2 separate regions of the Homo sapiens genome follow, and region 2 is linked to region 1. The links are chromatin contacts, found by Hi-C in ENCODE. All regions are on one chromosome and are shown on one strand. Each heading gives the region's core, a stretch centred on a gene start or an enhancer-like site at or near the end of the contact. The rest is flanking DNA. Distances are from core to core; before and after follow the strand shown. Region 1 has its middle 320 kb from the start of SNORD151. Region 2 overlaps ABCA13 (ATP binding cassette subfamily A member 13).

Region 1 (3,176 bases), core at 386-2,885:
ATGAAACCAAAGGCTTTAATAGTAATCCAGATGAAAACAGGTAATGGTTAGAAATAGGGCTTGGTAATGAGCAAAGAAGCAGATAAAACCAGGAGCATATCAGAAGTAAAATGAACCAGAGTTAGTGAAAAGATGGGGTTGTAAGAGAGATGGCTGTGGGATGTTTTCAGCAGGAGGGATGCCTCAGGGTGGGGCTGCCATTGGCTGAGATAGTGACTGTGAGCAAAGCAATACATTTCTAGGGAGGGTGACAGATCTATTCTGAGCTGTGATGGAATGTCCTGGTAGAAATGTCATGCAGGCAAATGAAAGTTTTCACCTGGTGTCACAAGAAAGCTTGGGTGACAGGTGTATACTTGTCACTTATGAGATGAAGATGGAAGTTGAAGTGAAGAGAGAGGCTGAGCTAACCCGGAGAGATATACAATATGGAAAGGGAAGAAGCTAGAGTCAGAAATCTAAGGACAGTACTATTTAAAGGGTATGTTGAAAAGAAGGACGGGGAAAAGGGAAGAGGAGAAGAACTGAAAAACAAACCAGAGTTTTGTACACCAAAGTAAAGAGAGTTTCATGAAGAAAAGTATGATCATAATTGTAAGTCGATACGCGAAAGTTGAATATGAGAAAGAATGAAAAGAAGCGGAATAATCAGAAAGTCATTAGTTACCTTTGAGGGAGCATTTTCAGTCCCGTGGTTATGTGATAGGGTATAGAGATCGGCCTCAGTTTTGTTGAGAATTCAGGAGGAAATCAGCAGAGGCAGCACATGCAGGGAATTCTTTCAGAAGTTTCGTATAAATAGAGATAAAAGCAAATTGCCACAAAATGTGTTCAATGTAGGGAGACCAAAGCAAATATAGATACCACCATATACAGGAGTGAATGGTAGCACCACATGATGTACCTGAGTCAAACTTGGGAGAACTTCCTTTCTCTTGTTCTGTATGTGTTCTTTCAAAAAATCTTCAAAGATTATTACACTATTAAAGTTTTGCTACAATCTTCAGGAGTTCTTCAGCTAATCAATAGCATTTTCCTTTGCAAGTCACGTGTCAGAAAATTTACGCTTTGTTAACACAAGTAATATTCTTCACTGGGGAATAACTTAATCCAGCTTCTCTCACTTGCCCCTTTGCCATCCTCAGAAATATCTGGTCATGAGTCACTTTTTGCTCATGCAGTACTCCTAATAGGTTCAAGAGATTTTTCTACATAAAGTGTCTCTATGTATTGAGAGACTGTGGCCAAATCTATCTTTTCCTTACCCATGACCAACTCTAAATAGGAGCACCTAGTGTCTGTTGCAGGGCCCTGGCGGGGAGGGGGGGTGGCAGCAAGTGAGGACAAAGCTGCCAAGGGCTAGCAGTAACCAGTCAACGGGTCCTACCATCTGAGTTCCTATGACAAGTTCCCCACCTACATGGTGAGGTGTTTTAGAGCTGTGGTCAAACGTTTTATATAAACAAGAGCTGAGACCACAAACTATTAAGTGCAACATGTCAGTTAATAATTATTTAGTGTCCAGAGCCAAGAAAGTACTTCTCACACAGAGTGTCCTTGAAAAGAGAACCATGATATTTACAATGCCAAGAGGACTTTTGTGAAGCAAGGCTATGTGTGAAGCAAGGCTATGTGTGAAGCAAGTATGCAAATGCAGACTGGGCTAGGCCAAGTTTGGCTCCATTTGGAATAAAAGCTTTCTTTTTCTCTGCTTCTACTACATGCAACAACTATTTTATTTGGTTGCTTTATTAGCAAGTAAGTGGAGCTGCAGAAAAGATTAATACAAATAAGTAAATTTTATTTAGCAAGTAAGTGGAGCTGTAGAAAAGATTAATGCCATTTGTATGACTTTTCTTGATTGCAGTTATTAAGAACAATTCTTTCCTTATCTTTAGTGGTATTTGTATTTTTATGTTACTTTTTTTAAATTTTAAAACTACAGAAAATATTATCTGTAGTATAATAAATACATTAAGATTAGTTAAAATCCCATCATGGGAGAAAAGCACTTTTAACATTATGTTCCAGTATTGATACATAGGGAAAAGATACAAAAATATAAACCAAAGAGATTTCCATAGAAATTATTTAGTGGCTACACAGCATTTCATTGTTTGGATGTGTCATATTTTATTTTAAAAATCCTCTGTTGCTGGATATTTATGCTGAATTCAACTTATTACTGTTTTTAACAATACTGAGAAAAATCTTACACATATATATTCATATATGGCACAAAATTTCCTCGACATACCATTGATAAATGAGATTGTTCAAATGGATTAGCAATATTTCAAATCAGATAATAAATGGTGTTTGTAAAGCACTTACTGATAAGATACAATTCCTAAAGCGTATTTTCAAACTCAAAGTAGAGATATATTTAACTACCCTCCATCTATGAAACAAAACAGAAAACGGAGTGGAAAATCCTGATAAGATTAAACATATTTCTTATTTATTGCCTGACCTAATTTGGTCAGTCACCTCTAGTTACCTTTAACAGTTTGAAGTCTGTGAGAGAGGCCTTTGACTTATGCTTCTTTCTTTAATGGAAGGATTTTTTTCCCTTTTTAAATAGTAAGACTTGTGTGATGATAGAGCAAAGGTTTTTCTAGAGGAAGACATTTGCTCACCAATGTCACTGATCCTAGTTCTCTTTTCTAGCCTGAGGGGCAGTTATTAAAAAGAATTCACCACAAAGAGTCTATTTTTCTTATTAATCCACTTCCACGGGGTGGGGAAATAAAGATAAACTAAGGATGAATCTATAAATTATTTACATTTTTCTTCTTTGTTAGGACAGAATCCATGACCAAATCATCTTGGAATCCTGCAGAGTTCCTGATGCTTAACACTAACTCCATTTGGACCTTAATCACTTCATTTGACCATTGCAATAACCATATAATATCAGAAAAGGCAGATGTCATTTTTCCCATTTTGCCAATGAAAATGAAAGACTGACAGGGCAGAAATGCAATGAGGCTAGCCAGGCTAAGAAGGGGGGGCACTTTTTTTGTAAGAAAGGAACAGAGAATTCTCTCTGGCTGGGAAAGAAGAGTGTATAAATAAGAGCCAGGAAACTGTTGCTTATCAGATCCGCGAAGCCCAGAGGATTCAATTCAGGCCAGTGCTACTATTGCAGGTCAGATTACAAGGAAGAGTGTCAA
Region 2 (3,176 bases), core at 318-2,817, 1.1 Mb after region 1:
CCTGTTATGGCCTTTAATTTTCCTCTTTTTTTGTCCTTCTTGATTTATTGTCTTATATTTTATGTATTCTCATAAATTGCTTTTCCTTATTTTTCAAATCGAGGTAGAGGAGTTTGTAAACAAACTTAAAAAATTAGTAGAACTATTTGAAAGATTCTATTTCCTTACATAAGTGGACTGCCATGCATTTGCATATATTTGTTTTTAGAAAAATTTATAATGATCTGTCATCTGCAAGATCATTTTTAAATTTTAATTTTCTCTGGATTCTTTTTGATTGCAGGATATTTCATACACTTGAAAAAACACAATTTTTCCTGGAACAAGCATATTATTGGAAAGCCTTCAAAAAGTTTATCAGGAAGACTTGCGAAGTGGCCCAATATGTAAATATGCAAGAGAGTTTCCAGAACAGACTATTGGGTAAGTCAGTAGCCTAAACTACAGGAATGGGGGATGCTTTCCCCTTTTAGTGAGGTGACATAATTTCCTGAGAGTCCATCCTATTTAACAAAGCGGGGCTTAAAATGGGTGGCTCTCCAAGCACAATTTGGCATTGTGATTACTTCATATAATTTTTTCTCATCAATTATGACAAGACTTACCAGAAGTCCTGGTTTGACTGAGCTACATTGTTCCTGCAAAATTTATAATAGTGACTGCTTTTACTCTCAAGACTGTCCTGGTTTGGGTGATAAATACTTCTATATGCAGACTAGTCATGATCCTACTCACAAGAGTCCAGATTTTCTGTTGTGGCCCTTCTCACTTTACTTAGCATTAAGATTGATGCTCACACTGGGGACAACTCCCCATGAACCTATAGAAGAAAACACAAACTGTTTTTCTCTATACACACACTCAACACTTCCAACACTGCTGTGACCATATGTGTGGATTTGTTCCACAACAAGCAATTCTCCACTTCTCCATTGACACTAACTGGGTGTCCTACAATTCGATTCAATTCTCGCACTGTCTGCCTGGAATTAGCATCAGATCCTGCAGGTTAAGGGCTCAGTCCCACAAGATTGCCCCTACTTCAGACGCCAACCCCAAGTCCAGGCTTCCCTTCTCACTTCTGATCAATTGGGTATAAATCAGGATTCCCATGAACCCCTCGTTGTGTTCAGTAATTTGCTGGTACAAGTCACAGAATGCAGAAAAACAGCTTACTTCCTAGGTTACTGGTTTATTAAGCAGATATAATTTAGGAACAGTAGATGGAAGAAATGCATAGGGTGAGGTATGTGGGGGCATGGAGCTTCTATGCCCTCTCCAGGCCTATCACCCTCCCAGCACCTCCATGTCCTCATCAACCTATGAGCACTCTGAACACTGTCCTTTTGGGTTTTTATGGAAGTTTCCTTATGTAGGCATGATATATTAAATCACTGGACATTAGTGATTGACTCAACTTCCATCCCTCTCTCCCCTACCTAGAGGTTAGAAGGCAGGTAAGGGAATGGGAGGAGGGAGAACCTGAAAGTTCCAACCTTCTAATTACAGGGTTGGTTCCCCTGACAATCAGCCCCCATTCTGGGGCTATCCAGCGCCTCTAGTCACCAGTCATTCATTAGCCTACAAAAAGACACCACTTCCTACATTCCAAGGGTCTTAGCAGCTATGTGCCTGTCAGGAAACAATGGCCTAGACCAAATATATATGTATGTTTTTATTATGTTAATGGCTCACCTCTTTCCTTATCAGCTTCATAAAACCAAAAATTCCCTAAAATATAAATATTACAAACTCATAACTGTATGATTCACAGGGAGTCCTCCTGTTCCCCAGAGATCTACTTTTTGGAAAGATGCCAGCATGTAAAACTTGCACTTCTGACCTCTGCTTTTTTACTCTAGAGCTGGTTGTCTATTTCCATCTCTCCTTGGGAATTATCTTCTGCCCTGGTTTTCCAGCATGCCATGACACTGCTCCATCACAGTGGGGTTATCAGCTTCTCCTTAGAAAGCCTGCATCTTGGACGTCAGGGACTTGGACAGGAAATGGGAGTTTCTCATTCCTTTTCTGTGGCTATTACGACCTTGCCTTTTCTTATTTCATGCTGTTTTTTAAACTGCTACTTTTAGAGGCTGCCAGAGATACTCCCTCTGTAGCTCTCAGTATCAAATCCACATATGGTAAGATGGGCCTTTGCATTTTCTACAGATTACACTATAAAACTCTTCTGTATAGCAGCAGTATTGGGTTGATGGTAACTTCTCCAATGAGTTGGCCATGTTCTTCTGGGTTGAGTACTCATCCTACACTTTAACTTTCTCCTATACTACCTGTCCTCATTATCACTTATTATTGCCCACTTTTGACTCTTTTCAGAAACAGGCTACAGAGAGTGATATGCAATAGTGGCAACAGGCTTGTGGTTCAGAAGTCTCAATGATACTGATAATTGCAAATATTTATTGTGCTTTCTATGATTATCTTGTTTAATCCTCATTCAACCTGTGAGATAGGTACCATTATGATTTCATTTTCAGATGAGAAAATTGAGGCTCAGAAAGATTTTATTCCTAGCATAGGTCTCAAAAGTATTAAGCATCAAAGTCAAGAATGCAAATCCAGGAAGTCTCACTCTGGATCCTGTAAGCTTAACCACTCTACTTTCTTTGGACAGACCCTTGCTGGGGGCTGATCTCTGTGAAAAGGCTTGCACTGTCACAGAAATATAACTAGTCTTATTAAGAAACGGAATTTAAAAAAAATATTTTTACTAAATATGTATATTATTTTATTAATTTATTTTTTATCTTTATTATTTTCTTTCTTCTAGTAAATTTAGTGTGATTGTTGTTCTTTTTCTTGTTCTTGACTTTCAGATTTTCTTATTTTCTAATAGGTACTTTTAAGACAATAAATTTTCCTCTATGCCGAGCTCTAGGTATATTTCACACATTTTAATATGTCATTCAACTGCCTTCTGGCATGTAAGAGAAGTCAGTTGGTAATCTTATAAAAGCTCCATTGTATGTTATGAGTCATTTTTCTTTTGCTGCTTTTAAGATTCTCACTTTGTCTTTGACTTTCAATAGTTTCATTATGAGGTGGCTTCGTATGGGTCTCTTTGGGTTTATGCTACTTGAAGTTTTTTAACTTCTTGCATTTGTATATCCATTTAGTTTTCAAATGTGGGGTGTTTTCAGCCGTTAATTCTTTAA

What was found. Hi-C counts contacts between places; a loop is a spot of excess contacts on that map.
Region 2: a loop to region 1 is called in a map with no recorded cell type, with 6 times the contacts of the local background. The contact joins two enhancer-like sites. A Hi-C loop is called at or near these places in 3 of 37 single-sample maps with no recorded cell type.

Annotation. Positions count from the first base shown.
Region 1 is chr7:47,145,941-47,149,116 of GRCh38, forward strand. No RefSeq gene overlaps it. Among named protein-coding and RNA genes, the nearest start is that of SNORD151, 320 kb to the right of the region's middle. Within about 2 kb of position 1,636, at least 3 of the 41 ENCODE cell types and tissues checked have a DNase peak (open chromatin) inside an H3K27ac peak, as active enhancers do.
Region 2 is chr7:48,248,929-48,252,104 of GRCh38, forward strand. It overlaps ABCA13 (ATP binding cassette subfamily A member 13), which reads left to right. Exons shown (of 62, transcript NM_152701.5): 15 at 284-423. Among named protein-coding and RNA genes, the nearest start is that of ABCA13, 79 kb to the left of the region's middle. Within about 2 kb of position 1,568, at least 2 of the 41 ENCODE cell types and tissues checked have a DNase peak (open chromatin) inside an H3K27ac peak, as active enhancers do.